Regions from separate parts of the Homo sapiens genome. Here region 1 is linked to region 2. A link is an interaction called in ENCODE POLR2A ChIA-PET data of the cell type or tissue named here. Cell type or tissue: endothelial cell of umbilical vein. All regions are shown on one strand. Each heading gives the region's core, and the rest is flanking DNA. Links, peaks and the distances in the headings are about the cores only.

Region 1 (7,429 bases), core at 1,176-6,175, 310 kb before region 2:
TACTCGGGAGGCTGAGGCAGGAGAATGGCATGAACCCAGGAGGCGGAGCTTGCAGTGAGCCGAGATTGTGCCACTGCACTCCAGCTAGGCAACAGAGCGAGACTCTGTCTCAAAAAAGAAAGAAAAAGAGAAAGGACACCAAATCTGTTTTTATCACTATAGGACACAGTGAACACAGCACGTTGATTATTTGAGAATAATTGTTTACATGTCATTTCCCACTACGAGACTCTGAATATCTTGAGGACTAGAATACCATTTCCTTGGCACCTAGTACGGTGGAAAATAAAGTCATGAATCCTAGCCAGGCATGGTGGTACACACCTATAATCCCAGCTACTTGGGAGGCTGAGGTGGGAGGATCACTTGAGCCCAGGAGTTCGAGACCAGCCTCAGTAACATAGTGAGACCCCATCTCCAAAAAAAAAAAAAAAAGGCCGGGCGTGGTGGCTCACACCTGTAATCCCAGCACTTTGGGAGGCTGAGGCGGGCGGATCACGAGGTCAGCAGTTCCAGACCAGCCTGACCAACATGGTGAAACTCCGTCTCTACTAAAAACACAAAAATTAGCCGGGCATGGTGGCGTGCACCTGTAATCCCAGCTACTCGGGAGGCTGAGGCAGGAAAATTGCTTGAACCTGGGAGGCAGAGATTGCAGTGAGCCAAGATTGCGCCACTGCACTCCAGCCTGGGTGATAGAGCGAGATTCCGTCTCAAAAAAAAAAAAAAATTGTACAGGCTACAGTTGGAAATGCGTTTTTTTTTAAAGACCAGATAATTATTTGAAGTCAAGTACCTACTGTTCTTTGATCAACCCAATACTGAATACCTCCTCTGTGCTGGGTACTACCAGGGATATGAAGATGAACAAGATGCCATCCCCATCCTGGACGTTCCCCTGGGTTGCAGAGGGCAGGGTGGGTGGGTAATGTGTAAACAAGTTGTGAGGGTTCAGTGAACAGAGACAAGGAGCAACATGCATGCTGCAGAGGGTTCCTGAGAGTGCTGCAGAGGAAAGGGACCATACTCAGGAAGACTTCACAGAAGCGACTTTTGAACCCTTCAGGAAGACCAGGAGAGGATCCTCGCCAAGGCAGGGATGAGGAATGCAAGATGGGAGGCTTGGGCCCCAGAGATTCATCAGTGATATTAAAGTGTTGGCCCAGATGGGGTGGTGGGTAGATGGAAAATAAAGATGGACCTCCCCGCCTCCTCCCCACCATCCACCATCAGAAGACTGGAGGTATAGAAACAAGTTAGGAGGCTGCTCTGTCCCAATGAGAAATGCAGGATGCCTGAGATGCCTGAGCCGCAGCAGTGGAGGCACTCAGGGCACAGCCAAGAGATGAGGAGGATTTACTGACAAAAATGCCAGTCACCAAGAGAGAGACAAATCAGACACCTGTTCTCAGTGCTGTGATGGGCTGGGTCTGGTAGGAGGCAAAGGATGTGTTAATTATGATACAAGTAGCAAGTGTTGGATGTCATGAGAAATAGCTAAAAGGGCTCAAACCCATCATTGTTTGGCCCAGGAACATATGAAAACATAGGTACTTGTTTTTCTAAAGTGTTTTGCTTTTTCAGGATGGGATAAATGCCATAACTAATCCATAACTAAGAGTATCTGTTCAGTGTCACTACAGTTCTGTTCCTTTTTTCTTTTTTTATGCAGATTACCCCACATTCCTAAGCATGTTCATATCTCAAGCTTTTTATGATCATTTCACATAAAATATTATTCAATTGAGCAAGCTGAGACAAGGCAAGTTGTTCAAGAATGAATGTGATCAAGTCCAGGAGGAAGCCATACCTCTCACTTGTCCCTGCCTTGAAGCAGTAGCAGAACTTGCCACCCAACTTGAGCAGTGTGCCACTGCCAGCCAGCTCTTTGGCTCAGGTTAACTGCAGAATAATTTTCCGTGCTGAGAATATTTGTTAAATATCACCATCTCTTCATTATGCTTCTGTAATTCTACCTGCCTGGCAGCTGTCTGCAGGCCAATATGTCAGGTGATAAGCTACCAACTGCCATGGAGCTGCCCCTTTAGTTATCTTTGATTTGGGGAAAACTGCAAAGTGATATTTTTACCATTTTAGTATGGGTCTAAGCAAGGGGTGTGTGTGCATGTGTGTGTGTGTTGTATGTTTTAATGTATTCATACACTAATCATGGGCCTTTTTCTTAGTATTCTTACATTCCCGTGCATGTGACTTTCCAGTTATGTAACTTGCTGTTAGAAAACTTTAGATTCCCTTGGTTCCTGAAGTACACAGAAGTGGTGTTCATTTTCAGAGTAGAAACTGATGTGCCTTTCAGAATGGCTGACAAATTTTGGGGGTAAGAAAGTATGTTACATGTCCTTAGAGAGAGAGAAAGAATTGATTTATGAAATAGTACTTTTAAATTTTTCTTCAGATTTGGTATCATTACCGTAATTGGTAGACAGTAAAACCTGTCACTTGAAAATGAGCATCTGTCACGTTACCATTAATAACGTTAACGTACGCTAGGCCTAAGACTCCCTGCAGTGACCCATCTTGTTTGAATGAATTGTCTTTGTGTGTAGATAATAAACCTGCTGAAGAAGTTGTCCCGGCCAGCATTCTTCTGCATTCCAACATTGCCAGCCTTGTCAAAGACCAGGTGATTCTGAAAGTGGACTCCGGAGACTCGGAAGTGGTCGATGGGCTTATGCTCCAGCACATCACTCTCCTCATGTGCTCAGCTTATAGGAACCAGCTGCTCAACATTTTTGTGCGCCCATCCTTAGTAGCAGTAGCATTGCAGATGACACCAGGGTTCAGGAAAGGTAATTTTCAGGAATGCAATCTTGACTTTTAGAAGAGGTCTGGCCATTCCATTCCATTTAGGGAGCCACATTTGAAGCCTTGTAATGTTCAGCCTCACGCCGGTGAAGAGCAGGCCTATCACTGAGAAAAAGTTAGCTTTGTTCCCCAAATACTTGTTCATCTGCTTCGAATTTTGGAATTGGGAGGACCTGGAAATAATCTAAACCTTTCCTTCTATAAATATGGAAAATGAGGCCTAGAAAGTTGCATAATTACTGAGAGAAGGATCTGGCATTTGAGTACAGTTCTCCACTTCCTGGTCTGCGGCACTGTTTTGGCTGTGCCAGCTCCCTGATCCAGCAAAGGCAGGTGGGCAGATGAGCAGTCAGCAGTCGATGAGTACTCCCGAGATGCATGGTCTTGTTCTAATTGTATCAGGAGTATAAAAATGAGTACAGTACACGTCATGTTCACAGGAGCCTGTAGTCAAGGCCAGGGGGTTCTGTCAAGGCCCTATGTTAGAATTACTAGGGGAGTGAGCCCCACCCCAAAGTTTCTTCAGTTGACCTGGGGTATGGGCCAGCCATTGGTGTTTGGTTTTGGTTTTGGTTTTGGCTTTTCAAAGCTCCACAGTGATTCTAAGGAAAAGTGCTACAGATATAATAAAGATACCAGGAAATATGAATATAGAGGGAAATTAAGAAATCAGTACCTTTCCTTCCCTACTAGGGAGCCATGGGGTAGGGAAAAATGAAGCGTCCTGGCCTCTAAGGACTGTGATGTCTCGCTGAGTAGAAGCCTGGTTGTAGGTTAGAGTCAATCATTTAAAAACTATGCTAGGGCCGGGCGCAGTGGCTCACGCCTGTAATCCCAGCACTTTGGTAGGCCGTGGTAGGAGGATCACGATGTCAGGAGTTCGAGTCCAGCCTGACCAACATGGTGAAACCCTGTCTCTATTAAAATACAAAAATTAGCTGGGCATGGCGGCGAGTGCCTGTAATCCCAGCTACTTGGGAGGCTGAGGCTGGAGAATCGCTTGACCCCAGGAGGCGGAGGTTGCAGTGAGCCAAGATTGCACCATTGCACTCCAGCCTGGGTGACAGAGCGAGACTCCATCTCAAAAAACAAAAAACAAACTATGCTAGACCGTAGTTTGCTCTGTGGGTAAGATTTGGGTTTAATTTAGCTTCCCTCAGGGGACTTAATTCTTGTCCCTGTTACATGAATAAAATATGCCTTTGAAATACATTTTGTGATAGTAAGGACTTCCTGGTACTCCCTTAAAGTTTAAAGGGCAATGTTGTAATTTTACATGATGCATTTATTTCCAGAGGATGTCTACAGTTGCTTTCGCTTCCTACGTGATGTTTTTGCAGATGAGTTCATCTTCCTTCCAGGAAACACACTAAAGGTAAAGTGCTTACAACAAAGAGCAAGTATGTTTGCAGTGTGAGTTCTAGAAATGTTAGGGGTGAATTCACAGATGTGTCTCAGGCAGTGTGCCATCCCTTTCTTCAAGGCAAAGTGGGGCAGACTTCAAGAGAAACTGGGGCGCTCACAGTTCAGCAGACTCTAGTTTGATTCTTGATCAAGTTTAATTAATAACTTAGGGATTATATGGTGAGAGGAGAGTCATTCTTTGAACTATCAGTGTGGCCATTACAACTAAACTAACTTTATTTTAGTAAACGTTTAAAAATCAGCACACAGCCGGGCGCAGTGGCTCATGCCTGTAATCCCAGCACTTTGGGAGGCCGAGGCAGGCGGATCACGAGGTCAAGAGATCGAGACCATCCTGGCCAACATGGTGAAACCCCGTCTGTACTAAAAATACAAAAATTAGCTGGGCGTGGTGGCGCATGCCTGTAGTCCCAGCTACTCAGGAGGCTGAGGCTGAGGCAGGAGAATCACTTGAACCCGGGAGGTGGAGGTTGCTGTGAGCCAAGATTGTGCCACTGCACTCCAGCCTGGTGACAAGAGGAAGACTCCATCTCAAAAAAAAAGAAACCAAACACAACAAAATCAGCACACATTTTCCTGTTAGCAAGTTGTTAGAATGAGTCACCCAGGCAAGTGCCTTTTACTTTGAGAGTAGTGAGTGCTGGTCCTGCCTGGTCTAGACAGCTGAGGGGTCATCAGGCTCGCAGAGCTGGACTGCTGCTGGGTTGAAGTGGGAAGTGACAGTAGATGAGAGGCATGTTAGGTGTTTGTGTGCTTTAAGGATAAGAGGTTTGATTCTGTAGGGAGTGGAACAGGAGTGTTGGAAACTTTTTTTTTTTTTTTTTTTTTGAGGTGGAGTCTGGCTCTGTCGCTCAGGCTAGAGTGCAGTGGCGCAATCTCAGCTCACTGCAAGCTCTGCCTCCCGGGTTCACTCCATTCTCCTGCCTCAGCCTCCCAAGTAGCAGGGACTACAGGCGCCCACCACTACGCCCGGCTAATTTTTTATATTTTTAGTAGAGACGGGGTTTCACTGTGTTAGCCAGGATGGTCTCGATCTCCTGACTTCATGATCCGCCCGCCTCAGCCTCTCAAAGTGCTGGGATTACAGGCGTGAGCCACCGCGCCCAGCCAGAAATTTTTTAACCATAGCATAATTCTAAGTATTTTTAGGACTTGCTGTATGTATTTCCTATTTAAATTAAGGAGTGGTTCTGCAAAGTAAAAGAAAATCCATCACCCAGGTTGTGATTTGTAAGGCTCAGAAATGTTGTGTTTGAAAACATTTTGAATGTAGAGCAGATGCTTCTCTGGCTACTATCTCACAACCAGAATTGTTCTGGAGGTTGGGGAAATAGCTGGTATTCTGTTGTCTGAGGGCATGTGGCTGCATATATTCAGATAGGCAGTGTATCCATTAACCTAGATGAGGGGGTACATGTATTCAGATGGGCACTATACCCATTAACCTAGATGAACATTATGGCTTCCTCTTCCCTTCTAGGACTTTGAAGAAGGCTGTTACCTGCTTTGTAAAAGTGAAGCCATACAAGTGACTACGAAAGACATCCTAGTTACAGAGAAAGGAAATACTGTGTTAGAATTTTTAGTAGGACTCTTTAAACCTTTTGTGGAAAGCTATCAGGTATGTAAATTTGGCAAGTTCTCCTTCATGCCCCCCATATCAAATATAATAAGACATTCTCACCCTGTGCTTATTTCCAGTCTGAAGGGCAGGTATCTTCCCCAGGCAAATGGAAGAAGGAGAGAGAGTGACTAATACGATCAGTGATTTCACCTCACCAGTGAGACCTTGCTCCCCGCATTCAGGAGGAAGCTTGGTTCATTACAGACCCAAGAGGACAACAGCTTAGTGATGCCATGGTCACAGTATTCACAGGACCACAGTTACACCCACGCATCATCTGTCATACTGTGTCTCATGTCTTAATGAGGCCTTCATGTCAGTCAATATGTAACCTCGAGGTTTGATATATATCAGGCACTCAGTAAAGGCAAGACTTGAGTGATACATAAAGTCAGTTACAGATTACCAGATGTTTATGTTGGAAAGAAAAAGTTCAAGTGCAAGTTCTGAAAGCGTTTGTCAGAGCTCTTGGGAGTAGTTAGAGAGATGGGATGGTATGTTGCCCAGCAGGAATTGTGGCAGGACTCAACGGGAGAGAAAGAGTCTGAAACATAAACTGTAGGAAGGACTTCCACATGCTTGAGAGAAGAGGATGCTGTGACTCGGCTCTGTTCATATAATACATGCACTGGCTCTGGGCACCTGGACCCACTTCCTGGTGCTTGTGGTCCGTGAAATAACTCATTCAGCCTCCTTGCACAAAGTCTAGCACTTACTGAGCATTTGATAAATGCTAGTTCTACCCTTAATCACTGTTCTACAGTAGAAATCATCAAGTATTTTAGGGCATGGTACTTTCTTAGGTGTATTTAGAGAAAAAAAGCAAAGTTATTAAAATCTGACCCCTCTCTTCCCAAGTAGCATAAGAGATACGAAGCTGATGGTAATTAACTTGTACCCCTTGAAGTGAGAAATTATACTTTAATAAATGTCATTATTATTTTAAATCTTTTTCTAATTGTAAAATGTAAACTCAAAGGAGATGCCCTAAAAATTCTTTGGTTTTTCTGGGCTCATTCCTTGGAGGGTCTTTATGCTGCTCTCTTGTGATATATCCTTCTCTTAAGAGGGGCAATGTAAAGTTATTTACTATTCTGTTGAACTTGGCTATCCTTTTTCTCTTTCTGTTCCCCTCATCCTTCCTCTTAAAATCAGATAATTTGCAAGTACCTTTTGAGTGAAGAAGAGGACCACTTCAGTGAGGAACAGTACTTGGCTGCAGTCAGAAAATTCACAAGTCAGCTTCTCGATCAAGGTCAGTCACTGCTCTGTGGGTGCTGATTTCTTTTAGTTGAGAATAGAAACTGGTCAACTAACTCTTCCTCACCCCCAATTTTAGGTACCTCTCAATGTTATGATGTATTATCTTCTGATGTGCAGAAAAACGCCTTAGCAGCCTGTGTGAGGCTCGGAGTAGTGGAGAAGAAGAAGATGTAAGTACTGTACAAGATCCCATGAGTGCTCAAGGAACAAGGAAATGAATGACATTTGAGCTCAAAATCCAGAGAGACATAGAAATGGATGATCTAGGAAATGCTATATTCTACTTTCCTT
Region 2 (7,429 bases), core at 1,528-6,527:
TTCTTGTTTATTTTAATAGTTTTTTGTTTGTTTGTTTGTTTTTGAGATGGAGTCTCACTCTTGTTGCCCAGGCTGGAGTGCAATGGCACAATTTCGGCTCACTGCAACCTCCACCTCCCAGGTTCAAGTGATTCTCCTGCCTCAGCCTCCCAAGTAGCTGGGATTACAGGCATGTGCCACCATGCCCGGCTAATTTTTGTATTTTTAGTAGAGACGGGGTTTCTCCATGTTGGTCAGGCTGGTCTTGAACTCCCAACCTCAGGTGATCTGCCAGTCTCAGCCTCCCAAAGTGCTGGGATTACAGGCGTGAGCCGCCGTGCCCAGCCTAGTTTTGTTGTTGTTGTTGTTGTTTGTGTTTTTTTGAGACAGAGTCTCACTCCGTTACCCAGGCTGAAGTGGAGTGGTGATATCTTGGCTCACTGCAACCTCCGCCTCCCTGATTCAAGCAATTCTCGTGCCTCAGCCCCACCAAGTAGCTGGGACTGCAGGCATACGCCACCACACCCAGCTTATTTTTGTATTTTTAGTAGAAACAGAGTTTCACCATTTTGGCGAGGCTGGTCTCGAACTCCTGACCTCAAGTGATCCACCTGCCTTGGCCTCCCAAAGTCCTGGAATTACAGGCGTAAGCTACCACCCCTGGCCTATTCTAATAGTTTTTTTTTTTTAAAGCAGATTCCTTAGGGTTTACTACATACAAAATCATGTCATCTGCAAATACAGATAGCTTTACTTCCTTTCCAATCTTGATGCCTTTTATTTTTGTCTCTAACCTAATTGCTCTGTCTAGAACCTCCAGTACAATGTTGAACAGAAGTGGCAAAAGCAGGCATCCTTGTCTTGTTCCTGATCTTAGGGAGAAAGCTTTTAGTCTTTTAATTATGATGTTATCTGTGGGTTTTTCATAGATACCCTTTATCAGGTTGAGGAAGTTCCCTTCCGGTCCTAGTTAGTTGAGCATTTTATCATGAAAGACTGTTGGATTTTTTTTTAATTTGAATATGATTTTACTGAAGCATACATCATTTCAAAGCAAAATTAGTTTATGTTGTCAATTCTAACATATAATACATTTAAGTCATTATATGAATTTCATTTTTTGTGTATTTCACTGTAGTGCTGTGACAACAAAATGACATCTGTGTCCCAGAGCATACATATATCAACAGTAAGATGTAATTTTTCATTACATCACTGCTAGAATATTTAGCTTTGTGTAGGAGACCTAAGCATGTAAGATGGCCACACTAAATAATTTTCTGTTTTTTTCCTTAGGTAATCTTAATTTTTTATCAGTAATACTTTATAGCTGTTAGTTGTGCATTGGCAGTATAAAAGCTAATATATACTGTATGGTCTTGCAACAGTTTTAAAGCCTCTGCATAACTGATAATAAAAATGCATGACATTTTTGTTTTTAATAGACTTTTAAAATTATAGTTTTAGGTTTAACACATAGATCTTTGTACACTTGACTTTTTGACATAGCAAGGCCAAAAATAACTTTCTGAATATTTTTTTCTTGTGTATAAGTGGAAAGGGCATTTTTCACATATAAGTGGGCTAACCAATATTTTCAAAAGAACTTCATCATTGTGCAACTAACAACAGTAACTAGCCCTTAATTATGGTGACAGTTCCTTATTGGTGTGTGTGAGATTACTCTAGCAGCTATTACAGTATAACACAGATGATCTTCACACACCCCATCACCCAGATAATTTACAGTTCTGAAAGATTGTTGGATTTTATCATGTGCTTCTGCATCTGTTGCAATGATCATACAGTTTTTGTCCTTTCTTCTCTTGACATGGGATATTCAAATATCACATGACTGGGATCAATTTCACTTGGTCATGACGTATAATCCTTTTTATGTGCTGGATTCAGTTTGCTAGTATGTTGTTGAGGATTTTTGTGTTAGTATTCATCTTTGTCTGGTTTGTTATCAGGGAATACTGACCTCATCTCCACCTTGCCTTCAACTGTGAGCAGCTGCTTTGTTAATTAACGTGCATCCCAATCTGTATTCCTTCCATGTTGCTAAGGGATTTGCTTTTCTTTCTATTTTCCTTGTATCTGTTATTTCTTTGTGTTTATAGTATGTGGCATTGTACTTTAGGTCATTTTTCCATGTTGCCAGATCTGATAGTCAAATTTTTGAAAGAAAAATATTTTTTGCTTAATTTTTATATGCACATTATAGAAAAACCTAGAGGCAAAAAAAAAAAAACTTTTATAATTCTGCTTACAGAGATAACTACTGTTAGCATTATGTTTACTCCATGTCTTTCTAATCTCATTTCTGTGTGTGTGTGTGTACAGGTATATATGCACATGTATAAATACAGCTAAACTAAAGAGGAATTGATGCCTTTTATACTATATTATATTATTTTATTATTATTATTTTTGAGATGGAGTCTCGCTCTGTCACCCAGGCTGGAGGGCAGTGGCATGATCTCGGCTCACTTCACTGCAACCTCTGCCTCCTGGGTTCAAGCGATTCTCCTGCCTCAGCCTCCTGAGTAGCTGGGATTATAGGCACGCACCACCATGCCTGGCTAATTTTTGTATTTTTAGTAGAGATGGGGTTTCACCATGTTGGCCAGGCCAGTCTCAAACTCCTGACCTCAGGTGATCCATCTGCCTCGGCCTCCCAAAGTGCTGGGATTACAGGCGTGAGTCACCATGCCCGGCCTGTACTATCTTATAACATGACTTTTTTCACTAAAGATATTGTCAAAACATTTACGTGTTAATCAGTGTATTCCTACCAGGTGATTTTTAATAGCTACAAAGTATCCCATCATGGTTCTATAATGCAATTTATTCACCCATCTCTGTTGTTGCATATTTAAGGGTTATTTTTTAAAAGTTTGTTTTTATAAACAACACTGACACACGTCCTTGAAACTGCATCTTTGCCTCCATCTATGTTTGTTTCCTTAGTATAAATTGCTGACAGTAGAATACCTAGGTCTTATGAATGTTTTTGGTATTTACTGAAAAATTGAGTTGATTTCTTCTGGAACAATTATCAACCAGATTCCTTTTTAAAAAATTCTGATTCAGTTATGTAAGCTCTACATGGTGTGAAATGGATTTATATGTGTCTCTTCCCAGGGCTGTAGGCATTGCGCTGTAATTTTCTGCTAAGGTTACTAAGAGGTAGTCTCTGGTGCGACTTTCCTACCTACCGTAGTTCATACGTGCTCTGAAGTATTAGTACGTGCACCAAAGGAGAAAGTTTCTCTATGATGACTTTTCAACATGAAAAATAAAGTGTAGATGCCTCACATCATTTATCTGCTCCATTTACCAGCACCCAGCCTCATCCTGCCTCAGCGAACTTAATAAGATTAACAGATGTCATTTCTTTAATCTTCATTAGAATACTGTCAGGTAACAGCGTCATTCTGGGGTTACCAGAACTGAGGCATAGAACACTGATGAGAGGGACTAAAATCACGGGAAAACATTCCTCAGGCCTTGCAACTTCCAATATAGTCAATCCATACTTTTCTCAAGTAGTTTTTTTTTTTTTTTTAACAGAGTACTACATCAGAAGCCTTCAAAATGGAATTGGTTTATTATTCAAATATTCTATTTCATAAATTATAAATTATGTAAAATATGGCCATCATTCTTGCTTCAAAGCACTGAAAAGAGACATGATAAGATTCTAAGAAATTATCATTAATGTTATTAAGTTTCACAATGGCATTATGATTATGTATGGATGTGGACATAATTTTTACATATGCATATTGAAGTATATAGGTGGAAAACCATGAAGTCTGATATTTGCTTTAAAATTCAGTGGGGAGGGAGAGAAGGAGAGAAGGTTGGATGGATAGTTGAAGCAAGTATGGCAGAATTTGTTGAATTTGTGTGTTGGGTTGATGGCTCATTGTACTATTCTTCTTTTGTGAACATTTGGCGTTTTTCATAATTTAATAAAAGGTGTTTCCTTTAAGTTGGGGAGAGAGGAAGAAAGGGTAGAAAGAGAGGAAAGAGAGAGGGAGAAAGAGAAGACAAAGAGACACTCACAGAGAATCCTGTTGAGACTGAGTCAGTGAGACCAAGTCACAGGAAATCTGTCTGATAAAGGGAAAAACTTGGCTGAAGCTGACTTTGTTATGAATTAGCTTCCTGCTGCCATCTAATGGCACACACGTACTTATGGATATGTATATGTGTATCCATAGACAACACACACACACACACACACATGCGTTTCTATTGCTCAAAGCCTGTATCTATCTGTTTTTAAATTATTTCCCCACATCATAAACATCTTTTAATCTCATCTCATTTACCCTCATCACATTTTTGAGAGAGTAAAAAAAATGTAGGGATGATGCTATCTTTTTATAGACAAAACTGAGGCACTGAGGAGGTAAGTGGCTTTGCCACTTTTGAAAAGCTAGATCGGCTGGGCAGGGTGGCTCATGCCTGTAATCCCAGCACTTTGGGAGGCCGAGGTGGGTGGATCACAAGGTCAGGAGTTTGAGACCAGCCTGACCAACGTGGTGAAACCCCGTCTCTACTAAAAATACAAAAATTAGCTGGACGTAGGGCACATGCCTGTAATCCCAGCTATTCAGGAGGCTGCGGCAGGAGAATCGCTTGACCCTGGGAGGCGAGGTTGCAGTGAGCCGAGATCGCGCCACTGCACTCCAGTCTGGGTGACGGAGCAAGACTATGTCTCAAAAAAAAAACAAAAAAAGCTAGATCAACATGACCTCTTTCCTTGAACCCATGCTTTGTGACATCTGTCTCAGAACTGCCCTGGTTGCATTTCCTAGTGTTAGTCCTTAAAGCACAGGAATGACGTTATTAATATCAATGAGATATGGAAACTCATTTGAAACCATCTCTGATCTCTGTCTTCATCATCGCATGGTATTCTCCCTGCATGGGTGACTCTTTCCTTCCCGTTTTCATATGGACTGCAATCATTTTGGATTAGGGCTCACCCTACTTCAGAATGACCTAATCTTAACCAATTACATCTGCAATTACCCTGTTTCCAAATTAAGTCGCATTCTAGGTACTGGGGATTGGGACTCGGTGTTCATACTCCAGTGTATGAATAATGAGAAGGGGACACAGTTCAACCCATAACACTCCCTTTTCTGAAACTTCTCGCTAGATTTGTGTTTTGTTCATGAACTGTCTCACATTGCATATGGTTTTCTGCCTTTCTTCTCTTTCTGGATTGTAAGTTTTTTTTGTTTTTTAGATGGAATCTTGCTCTGTCACCAGGTGGGAGGGCAGTGGCAGTCTCTCCTCACTGCAACCTCCACCTCCTGGGTTCAAGTGATTCTCCTGCGTCAGCCTCCCGAGTAGCTGGGACTACAGGTGCAAGCCACCACGCCTGGCTAATTTTTTATATTTTAGTAGAGACAGGGTTTCACCATGTTGACCAGGATGGTCTCAATCTCTTGACCTCGTGATCTGCCTGCCTCAGCCTCCCAAAGTGCTGGGATTACAGGCGAGAGCCACTGTGCCCGGCCAATATTTTTTTTTCTTTTTTTTTTTTGAGACGGAGTCTCGCTCTGTTGCCCAGGCTGGAGTGCAGTGGCTCGATCTCAGCTCACTGCAACCTCGGACTTCCAGGTTCCAGCAATTCTTCTGCCTCAGGCCTCCCAAAGTGCTGGGATTACAGGTGTGAGCCACCGCACGCGACCTAGATTGTAAGATTTGTAAAGTCTGTGGTTTGTCGTTATAAAATCCATAGTGCTAAGCACAGAGGCTGGATAGATGTTTATTAGGGGCCTTACATTTCTTCACTATGGCTACCTTTGGGCATCCAGGTTAGGTTATACCTCCAAAGAGCAAGAGGCAGGATTTCATTAAAATGTTGATGAATCCAAAGTTCTTCTACGTACCTGTCTGCCTGCACTGAAGTTCATAAGTTTATGTATCATTGTTGGAGTCAGGACAAAATGGGGTTTGAGAGTCAGGTTGAGAACCCAGGGGGTGAGAATGGATGAGAGAGAGGGAGAGAGAGAGAGAGAGAGAGACGAAAGAAAGAGAGAAAGTGTGGCTATCACAAAGCCAGGGGAGACACTGAGTTAATGATGGTAGCATGATATCAGAGAATCAGAAATATGCCATAAAAGAAGTGAATACAAGGATTACAAGAACATTTCAAAACCTAATGCTAGTGTTCAGGGGACAGAGATCCTGCAAGAGTTGAAGAGAGGGAGTAAGCCACAAAACAATTCCAAGCACCGGTGTCAAAGGGGCAAAATATCTGGCCAAAGGTTCAGGCAATGGAAGTAGAATATCAGAAGCAAGAAATCGATTTGATGATGAGCCAGGTCATGGCCTTTTCCTGGGGATCTTACATCCCTGGGAAGGCCAGGAACAGGTCCATAAATTCAGCCAATCTAGGATCCACTTGGAGAGAGAAGGGGAAGCACTTGGCTGGAGCAGGGGCTTGCATAGCCTCTGGTAGCCACTGACAAGACCTCAGCACGGGAGGCCAACCCTCAGACGCATTGCTGTTCATTTAGTCAAAATGCTGAGCTGTACAATTAGAAAAAAATAACTCATTGTCCCTTCTCTCAAGATGCTGACAGGTTCATGGGGGAAATCAAACACCTTCAAGAAAAAGTAAGCATCCTACAAAGTAGTAACACAATTTACGTAGGAAGTTGGATTTAAAAAAAACTAATTTTTAGGCCTGGTGAGTTGTCTTATGCCTATAATCCCAATATTTTGGGAGGCCAAGGTGGGAGGATCGCTTGAGCCCAGGAGTTTGAGACCAGCCTGGGTAACTTAGCGAGACCCCAATCTACACAAAATTAAAGAATTAGCCAGGACTGGTGGTTTGCACCTATAGTCCCAGCTACTTGGGAGGCTGAGGTGGGAGGATCACTTCAGCCCAGGAGGTCACAGCTGCAGTGAGCGGTGATCCTGCCATTGCACTCCAGCCTGAGCAACAGAGTGAGACTGTCTCAAAAAAAAAAAAAGAAAGAAACTCTGTTTTTCATAGAGAGCCTACAGACATTTCTTAAGGGGAATCAGCTGTAGTCTAGTTAGGGAATTATGCAAATATATCAAAGAACTACATTACTTTTTTTTTTTTTTTTTTTTGAGAAGGAGTCTGGCTGTATCACCCAGGCTGGAGTGCAGTGGTGCAATCTCAGCTCACTGCAGCTTCTTCCTCCAGGGTTCAAGTGATTCTCCTGCCTCAGCCTCCCAAGTAGCTGGGACTACAGGCATGCACCACCACACCCAACTAATTTTTTTTGTATTTTTAGTAGAAATGGGGTTTTGCCATGTTGGCCAGGCTGGTCTTGAACTCCTGATCTCAAGCGATACCCCTGCCTTGGCCTCCCAAAGTGCTGGAATTATAGGCATGAGCCACTGCACCTGGCCTAGATCACTTTTATTAGTATGTGATTTGAAACAG

The links. ChIA-PET counts read pairs that join two places held together with the same protein. Peaks named below come from ENCODE experiments on the same cell type or tissue, not always from the same donor. Only the 100,000 strongest peaks of a DNase experiment are listed, where the experiment ranks them.
Region 1: POLR2A ChIA-PET joins it to region 2 with 5 read pairs; 1 of 35 experiments calls an interaction of 5 or more read pairs at or near these places.

The regions. Positions count from the first base shown.
Region 1 is chr1:231,268,191-231,275,619 of GRCh38, forward strand. GNPAT (glyceronephosphate O-acyltransferase) reads left to right here. Exons shown (of 16, transcript NM_014236.4): 10 at 2,568-2,810; 11 at 4,122-4,201; 12 at 5,732-5,872; 13 at 7,031-7,130; 14 at 7,215-7,308. Among named protein-coding and RNA genes, the nearest start is that of GNPAT, 31 kb to the left of the region's middle. In endothelial cell of umbilical vein, for the core only: no CTCF peak of the experiment used is centred there; DNase peaks (open chromatin) are centred at 4,191 and 4,901; H3K27ac peaks cover 2,043 bases.
Region 2 is chr1:231,580,189-231,587,617 of GRCh38, forward strand. The region is part of intron 4 of TSNAX-DISC1 (TSNAX-DISC1 readthrough (NMD candidate)); the gene reads left to right. Among named protein-coding and RNA genes, the nearest start is that of LINC00582, 28 kb to the right of the region's middle. In endothelial cell of umbilical vein, for the core only: a CTCF peak has its summit at 4,148 (motif pointing left); a DNase peak (open chromatin) is centred at 4,123; H3K27ac peaks cover 926 bases.